Linked DNA regions of Homo sapiens: all the other regions are linked to region 1. A link is a contact called in ENCODE Hi-C or POLR2A ChIA-PET data. All regions are on one chromosome and are shown on one strand. Each heading gives the region's core, a stretch centred on a gene start or an enhancer-like site at or near the end of the contact. The rest is flanking DNA. Distances are from core to core; before and after follow the strand shown.

Region 1 (2,741 bases), core at 151-2,650:
CTCTCACGGAAGGGTCCCCAGAGCTAGCTGGAGGCCCCTCTGCAGCCCTCACTCAGGACACGGAAGATCTCCTGGGACCCCCTCCATAGGTGGGGCATTCCTGGTCTGCACTTTTCACTCAGTGCCCTAGAAACCCCCTGGAGGTCCCCAAGAGAATGGGCCACTCCGGTCTGCACCCCTCCCAAGGGGTCCCCCAAGATCTCGGAAACTGCGGTGGGCAGGGCCTGCCCAGGTGGCACCCCTCACTCAGGGTCTCCCCCTGGAGATCCCCGAGGCCAGGCTGACCCCACCCCTGCTCAGGGTCCCCCGTGATCGCGTACTCCGCGGTGGGCTGGGCCTGGCCGAGCTGCACCCCTCACTCAGGGACCCCTTGAAACCCCCTGGAGACCCCCAAGCCGGGACCCTTCCCGGTCTGCACCCCTGCCCAGGGTCCCCGCGATCGCGCACCCCGCGGTGGCCAGGACCTGCACCCTTCATCCAGGAGCCCCCCGCAAACCCCCTGGAGACCCCAAGCCGGGAGTCGTTCAGAGTCCCCCGCGATCGCGCGCCCCGTGGTGGGCGGGGCCTGGCCGAGTAGCACCTTTCACTCAGGGACTCTCCGAAACGCGGCGGAGATCCCCGAGGCCGGACTGTCCCCGTCTGCATCCCAGCTCAGGGTTCCCCGCGACTGGGAGCCCCGCAGTGGGCTGGGCCTAGCCGAGCAGCACCCCTCACTCAGAAGCCCCCAAACCTCCTGGAGACCCCCGAGCCGGAGCCTGTCCCCGTCTGCACCCCCGCCCAGGGTCCCCGCGATCACGCACCCCGCGGTGGGCGGGGCCTGGCCGAACTGCACCGCTCACTCAGGGGCCCCTCGAAACCCCCTGGAGACCCTCGAGACCCGGGCCCGTCCCTGTCTGCACCCAGGGTCCCAGCGATTGCCCACCCCGCGGTGGGAGGGACCTGGCCGAGCTGCACCCCTCACTCAGGGGCCCCCCGAAACCCCGCGGAAACCCCCGAAGCCGGGGCCCGTCCCCGTCTGCACCCCCGCCCAGGGTCCCCGCGATCGCGCGCCCCGCGGTGGGCGGGGCCTGCCGGCTGCACCCCCGCCCGGCCCCTAAGCCCCGGCGCCCACCTCGCGCGTGGTCACCTCCTCCTTCTCTGAGATCTTGAGCAGGAGCCGGTCGTTCTCCAGCTCCAGCGCGCGGACGCGGTCGATGTAGTGCGCCAGGCGGTCGTTGAGCTCGCGCAGCTCCTCCTTCTCCTGCAGCCGCGACAGGCGCGTGGGCGACAGCGGCGTGGCGGGCCCGCCCGCGCGGCCGGGCAGCGGCGTGGCCATGGTGGCGGCGGCTCGCGGCCTGCGCTGCTCCCGACGGCGGCCCGGGCTCGGCGGGCTCATTCAATCCGCGCCGCCGGCTGCAAGATGGCGCCGCGCCGCGCCGCGCCCGCCGCCCGCCGCGGCGGGGCAGCCTGGGACTGGTAGTCCGACCGCCGGGCGCGCGCGGGGCACGCCGGAAGTTGAAGTCTCCGTCCAGCTCTCGCTTCGCAGAGGCGCTGACTCCAGAGACAGACTTCCTGGCTGCAAACTCCCAGCTCCGCCACGAGGAAACAGCGTTGGGTTGCTTTCTAGTACCTGTTTCCCCACTTAGAGAACCTCAAAACGTGTTCAAAGAACCAGACACAAAAGGCCATATAGGGCCGGGCGTGGTGGCTCACGCCTGTAATCCCAGCACTTTGGGAGGCCAAGGCCGGTGGATCACTTGAGAAAAGAATTTCGAGATCAGCCTGGACCACATAGGGAGACCCCCCCACACCATCTCTACTACGGAGGCGCGCGCCGGTAATCCCAGCTACTTGGGAGGCTGAGGCAGGAGAATCTCTTGAACTTGGGACGTGGAGGTTGCAGTAAGCCAAGATCGCGGCACTGCACTCCAGCCTGGGCAACAATGAGAAACTTTGTCTCAAAAAAAAAAAAAAAAAAAAAAAAAAGCCATATAGTGTACAATGCCACTGATATAAAATGTCCAGAAGAGGCTGTCAAGGAGTATGAATTTCAACAAATTGAGTTTAATGATCTCATTGGCTCTTATTAGCAATTCATGAATTGGATAGCATTCAATCTATTAAATAGGCACTCCAATGAGCTGAGCAGAGAGGATGGGCATTCTGCATTACAGGCAGAAAAGGCTGAAGAAAGGAGAAATAAGAATTAAAATAAAAGCCAGGCCAGGTACAGTGGTTTGCTCACGCCTGTAATGCCAGCACTTTGGGAGGCGGAGGTGGGAGGATAGCCTGAGCCCAGGAGTTTGAGACTGGCCTGGGCAACATAGCAAGACCCCATTTCTAAAAATAAAAATAAAAAAATTAGCCAGGTGCAGTGGCTCACACCTGTATTCCCAGCACTTTAGGAGGCCAAGCCGGGCAGATCATGAGGTCAGGAGTTCGAGACCAGCCTGACCAATATGGTGAAATCCCGTCTCTACTAAAAATACAAAAATTAGCCAGGCATGGTGGCACATGCCTGTAGTCTCAGCTACTCGGGAAGCTGAGGCAGGAGAATTGCTTTAACCCGGGAGGCGGAGGTTGCAGGGAGCCAAGATTGAACCACTGCACTCCAGCCTAGGCAACAGAGTAAGACTCCACCTCAAAAAAAAAAAAAAAAAAAAATTAGCTGGGCGCCTATAGTCCTAGGTATTTGGGAGGCTAAGGTGGCAGGATTGTTTGAGCAAGAGAGGTCAAGGTTGCAGTGAGCCCTGATCACATCA
Region 2 (2,741 bases), core at 130-2,629, 210 kb after region 1:
TCCAAACCCCGTCCTTTTGAAGTTTTATGGAGGCTTTACTTCATAGGCATGACTGATCGCGTCACTGGCCACTGGTCATCACCTCAACCTTCAGCCCTTCTCCCCTCCCCAGAGGCTGGAGGGTACAGCTAAAGGTTCCAGCCCTCTCATCCTGCCTTGATCTTTCTGGTGGCCAGACCATTCCTGAAAATAACTAGAAGCTGTCAGCCATCAGTCGACTTATCATCATACAAAAAGACATGACTTTGCAGATTCCAAGGATTTTAGGAGTTCTGCACCAGAAAAAAATCAGGACAAAGACCAAATAATATAATAAATATAATGCAAGTAATATAATATCCCACTGACCCACAGAAACTGCAGGATAGTAAATGCTTGCTGTTTAAGCTAAGTGTTGGGGTAATTTGTTACACAGTGATAGATAACTGGTACATCTGCAAAGGGAAGGAAGGGCTGATCCACATGACTCCTCCAAGCAGATGTTGCTATAGTTTGAATGTGTCTCCCAAAAAGCATATTGTAGAAACTTTAATTCCCAATGCCACCATGTTGAGAGGTGAGAACTTTAAGAGGTGATTAGGTTATGAAGGCCCTACCCTCATTAATGCCATCTCTCTTTCTCTCTCCCTCTCACCCTTTCTCTCTCTCTCCCCCCCCTCCTCTTTCTTCCCCAGTTCCCCAATCTTTCATATATGTGCTCTTTTGCCCTTCCACCTCTGACGCAGCAAGAAGGCCCTCACCAGATGCCAGCACCTCGACATTGGACTTCCCAGTCCCTAGAACCGTTAAGAAACAAATCTCTATTATTTATAAATTATCCAGTCTATGGCATTCCATTATAGCAGCACAAAATAAAGACAGGTGTGTAGTCAAACATTACCTTTTCCTAAAAGCCAGCAATTGGATTTTTCATTTTCTTGTTTTTCCAATATCTATCAACCTGATAATTGGGAGAGATGCAAAAGCCCAGATGGATAAGGTACATTCACTGAGGGCAAATCAGAAGAATGACCAGGCCAAGAAAATGATTCATTTTGGCATTTTGCAAATTATCAAGATATGCATGCCAGCACCAGTTTTTAAAACTGAACAAATCCACTGGCTTTTATCTATTTCCTACTAAAGCAACGTGGCTTGATCTTGACACTATTAAACTGGGGCTTGATTATTCTCTGGGGTGGGGCCGTTCTGGGCACTGCACAGTGCTGAGTAGCATCCCTGGTCTCCACCTACTCCAGGCCAGGAGCACCCCCAAGTCACGGTACCCACAAATGTCCCCAGACATTACCAGTGTCCCCCAGGGGGCAGGCTTGCCCCCAGTTGAGACCCAATGCTCTAAGGCATGTCCCTCAAGGGCAGGACAGCCAGGGACCTGACATTTGATGACAGGCCTATCCTCCACCGCCCCCCAGGCCCGGCTGCACTTCCTCCTCTGGGAACTGAGTGGGCAGGACGGGCTGTCAGAGCCCCCTTCCCTTCCCACGCTGACATTCTGCCAGCACGTGGCAGGGGCGTCTTGTCTCGTTGGAGGCTGGATATAGAAACACAGCCCTGTCCTTTGTGCCATCGCTGAAGTTGTCAACCTCAGCCTTCACTCATCACCACAGCAACCATCTAAATATGTCACCAGCAAAGTGCTGATTGCAAAGGAAGGGGGCAGAGAGGCCTGGACGGGCTCTCACCCAGGTGCAGGCGCAGGGGAGGTGCCGGGACTGGGGGAGTGACGTGGCTGCTTCAGAGCCACGAGACTGATGACGGCCAGGCCGGGCGTGACCTGGAACAGGCTCCACTGCACCCTGGGGCACACAGAACAAAGGGGCAGGCCTGCTTGACCCTGAGGGTTCAAGGTCTCTGTGAGCCGAGGTCAAGGAGGGGGAAGGAACAATCAGACGGTTGGCTCTGTGTCCTGCACCCTCAGTGCTCTAGAGACCCTCCTCACCCAGTCCTCTAGGTCACTCTGGGAGGATGGCCCCGGCTGACACCGTCTGCCCCATCGGGAATCTATTCTGGTGTCTACTGTGAGCAGGGAGCAAACTCATTTTTTTGCCAGTTAATGCAAGGTCTCTCCCCTGGAAACCGTGGACATTCAGAGCTGGGTCATTCTCTAGGGTGCAGCTGTCCCGGACACTGCAGGGTGCTGAGCAGTGTCCCTGGCCTCCACCCACTCCACGCCACGACCATCCTCAAGTTGTGACAACGACAAATGTCCTCAGACAACACCCAGTGTCCCCTGGGGCAGAATCACCCTCAGTTGACACCCCCTGAATTAGGAAATTCCACGGACCCCCAAGATACTCTGTCCCCTGATCTTCTGTCCTGCTGAGGTCCCAGGAGGCTGCACACATTGAAATCCACACCTTTAGTTGGGGGGAGGGAGAGAGGAGGTGAATCCCACGAGCTGGGGTCCCCTGGTTTACACCGTCTGCCCCATCAGGAGTGTGTCCTGGTGAGCAGGAAGCAGACTCCATTTCTTCTCCAAATAATGAATGCTGAGTCTCTCCTCCCAGGCACGGTGGACACTGGGGCTGTACCATTCTCTGGGATGGAGCCGTCCTGAGCACTGCAGCACGCTGAGCGGCATCCGTGACCTCCAGCCACTGCATGCCCGGAGCACTTCTCAATGGTGACAGCCACAAATGTCCCCAGACATGGCCCAGTGTCCCCTGGGGGGGGGGGGGCAGGATCACCCTGCCGTGCTGGACAGTCCTCGCCACACCCCACCTCTTGGAACTGGAATGTCT
Region 3 (2,741 bases), core at 153-2,652, 180 kb after region 1:
CACCACACCCAGCTAATTTTTGTATTTTTAGTACAGAGGAGTTTTCACCATGTTGGCCAGGATGGTCTCGAACTCCTGACCTCAAGTGATCCGCCCACCTCAGCCTCCCAAAGTGCTGGGATTACAGGTGTGAGCCACCGTGCCTGGCCAACTTGGGGTGATTCTGTCCCCTAAGGGACACTGAGTGATATTTGGGGACATTTGTGGTTGTCACAACTGGCGGGTGCACCTGGCATGGAGTGGGTGGAGGCCCGGGACGCTGCTCAGCAGCCTGCAGTGCCCAGGACAGCCCCACCCCAGAGAAAAATGTGGCCCCAATGTCTACAGGAGCCAGGGGGAGAGAGACCCTGTGTTATTTGGAAAAAAACAGAGTCTGCTCTCTGCTCACACCGGACACCAGAATAAACTCCCAAAGGGGCAGACAGCATAAATCAGGGTAACTCCAGCTCCTGGGATTCACCTCCTCTCTCCCTCCCACTCAGGGGGTGGATGGAATTCTCCTCTGGCCAAACTGAACCAGCTCTCTACTGCCTTCACTCAGGGGCGCACGAGTCTCTAACTCACAGGCGAGGATCCAGGCCCTCTGCCCGCCAGGACAATGACCCCTCTCTGAGCTGGGGAGTGGCAGCCCCAGGTCCACAGCCAGTTCTCACCCTGAGGAGCATGACATCTGGGAGGGGGGATGACAGGCACCCCAGGGCCTGATGGTGGGGACAAGCCAGGGTCTGATTCCCATGGCAGGATGACCTGCACTCTCCCAGGGCCACCCAGCCCTCCAGGGATGCTTTATGCCTTCCATTCTCTGGTCCGAGCTCTGCTCTGGAGACACCTCTGTGCCCGAGTGTGAGGTGCATTCCCTGACTGCCTTAAGGCCACTCCTGGGGAGCAGAGCCAGTGCCTCCCGCCTCCTGCCACGCACAACACCCAGGGACCGCCTCTGGTTTTGGGCAGAGAGGCTCTGAGTGTGCCCACAGGGGCCCCTAGGGCAGGGGCCAACCATCTGGGTTTGCCTGGGACTTAGGGCTGTCAGTGTTGAACCAGGAAGGTATCAAGCAAACTGCAGTGGGGGTAGTGACAGAGCTTAAAGAGGGGCTCGGGGGTGACTGAAGACATCTGGGATACAGTCAGTATGCACTGCCTGCACCTCCATCCCCACCTGCACCCACCTGAACCCAACTACGCACACCTGCGCCCATCTGCACCTCCGTCCCCACTTGTGCCCACCTGCGCCCACCTGCACTTCCGTCCCCACCTGCACCTCTGTCCCCACCTGCACCTCCAACTCCACTTGTCCTCACCTGCACCCACCTGCACACCCACTGCACCCCCGTCCCTACCTGCACCCCCCGCATCTCCAGCCCCCTGCCGGCTCCAGGCCCGGGGCCAGGAAACTCCGTGGGCCTCCTCTGCCCCCTCGTGGCCGCCAGCGGTAACAGCAGCCCTCTGCAAATCGAGCTTCAGAGGCCCCAGGAACAGGCTCCCCCCGCCCCCGAGCCCGGCCCGTCTTTGCTGTTGTCGTTGTTGTTTTGCCCTGGGGCCTGCAGAAGGATAGGAGCAGGGGATCACGGTGCTGGTTTTGTCATCAGGACAGGCAGCCACGGCCCTCACTTGGCGGCGCACCTGCTCTCCTGGAGAGGCTGCCACCCAGAGGTCAGAGACCCCCGCAGGCGCCTGCACCCCTCACAGCCTCGCTCTCCTCCCCGTCCGTCCTTGTAGGGAGGTGAGTTTCCAAGCTTCCCACCCTGTGCCCGCAGGAGCCAAAGCCGCACTCGCCCAGCCCAGCGCCCAGCAAACAGGAGGTGCTCAATGAATGACTAGCAACATTATTAAAAGATCAGGAAAAGCCCGCATCCCACGCCACCCTTTGTAACAGAGAACCCCTTCAAGGTCAGCCGGCACCACACCTGCTCACCACTAATTCCGTCCCCTCTACTGGGGCCTCCCCTTGCGTGTGTGGACATCAGAGCCTGATGATTCTCTGGGGTGGGGCCGTCCTGGGCACCATAGGGTGCTGAGCAGCGTCCCTGGCCTCCATCCACTCCATGCCAGGAGCATCCCTCCATCATGACAATTACAGATGTCCCCTGGAGGCAGAATCACCCCTGGTTGAGACCCCCCGGGTTAGGGGATTCCACGGACCCCCAAGAGACTCCGCGTCCCATGATCCTCTGCCATGCTGAGGTCCCAGGAGGCTGCACACATTGAAATCCACACCCTGAGTTGGGAGGGAGAGAGGAGATGAATCCCAGGAGCTGGGGGTCCCCCTGATTTACACCATCTGCCCCATCGGGAGTTTATTCTGGTGTCCAGTGTGAGCAGGGACTGAAGTCAGTTTTGAAATAATGAATGGGCCGGGTGCGGTGGCTCACGCCTGTCACCCCAGCACTTTGGGAGGCCGAGGCAGGTGGATCACGAGGTCAGGAGTTCAAGACCAGCCTGGCTAACATGGTGAAACCCTGTCTCTACTAAATATACAAAAGTTAGCCGGGCGTGGTGGCATGCACCTGTAATCCCAGCTACTCGGGAGGCCGAGGCAGAGAATTACTTGAGCCTGGGAGGCAGAGGTTGCAGTGAGCTGAGATCATGCCACTGCACTCCAGCCTGGGTGACAGAGCGAGACTCTGTCAGAAAGAGAAAAGAAAAGAAAAGGGGAAGAGAAGGGGATGGGAAGGGAAAGGGGGAGGGGAAGGGGAAGGAGGGGAAGGGGAGGGGGAGGGGAGGGGGAGGGAAAGGGGAGGGGA

The links. Hi-C counts contacts between places; a loop is a spot of excess contacts on that map. ChIA-PET counts read pairs that join two places held with the same protein, here RNA polymerase II (POLR2A). Pooled maps may share reads with other maps.
Region 2: a loop to region 1 is called in a pooled map, with 2.4 times the contacts of the local background. The contact joins the enhancer-like site here to the promoter of LMNB2 in region 1. A Hi-C loop is called at or near these places in 2 of 50 pooled maps. POLR2A ChIA-PET finds 5 or more read pairs at or near these places in 3 of 52 experiments (Caco-2, GM12878 and activated naive CD8-positive, alpha-beta T cell).
Region 3: a loop to region 1 is called in a pooled map, with 4 times the contacts of the local background. The contact joins the enhancer-like site here to the promoter of LMNB2 in region 1. A Hi-C loop is called at or near these places in 6 of 50 pooled maps. POLR2A ChIA-PET finds 5 or more read pairs at or near these places in 24 of 52 experiments (BJ, CD4-positive, alpha-beta T cell, CD4-positive, alpha-beta memory T cell and 17 more).

The regions. Positions count from the first base shown.
Region 1 is chr19:2,455,559-2,458,299 of GRCh38, forward strand. LMNB2 (lamin B2) reads right to left here and starts at 1,401. Exons shown (of 12, transcript NM_032737.4): 1 at 1,112-1,401. The coding sequence starts at 1,375. RefSeq lists an enhancer at 1-129 and silencers at 390-569, 800-889, 950-1,199, 1,320-1,499.
Region 2 is chr19:2,662,697-2,665,437 of GRCh38, forward strand. The region is part of intron 1 of GNG7 (G protein subunit gamma 7); the gene reads right to left. Among named protein-coding and RNA genes, the nearest start is that of MIR7850, 33 kb to the left of the region's middle. Within about 2 kb of position 1,380, at least 8 of the 41 ENCODE cell types and tissues checked have a DNase peak (open chromatin) inside an H3K27ac peak, as active enhancers do.
Region 3 is chr19:2,635,734-2,638,474 of GRCh38, forward strand. The region is part of intron 2 of GNG7 (G protein subunit gamma 7); the gene reads right to left. Among named protein-coding and RNA genes, the nearest start is that of MIR7850, 6.4 kb to the left of the region's middle. Within about 2 kb of position 1,403, at least 7 of the 41 ENCODE cell types and tissues checked have a DNase peak (open chromatin) inside an H3K27ac peak, as active enhancers do.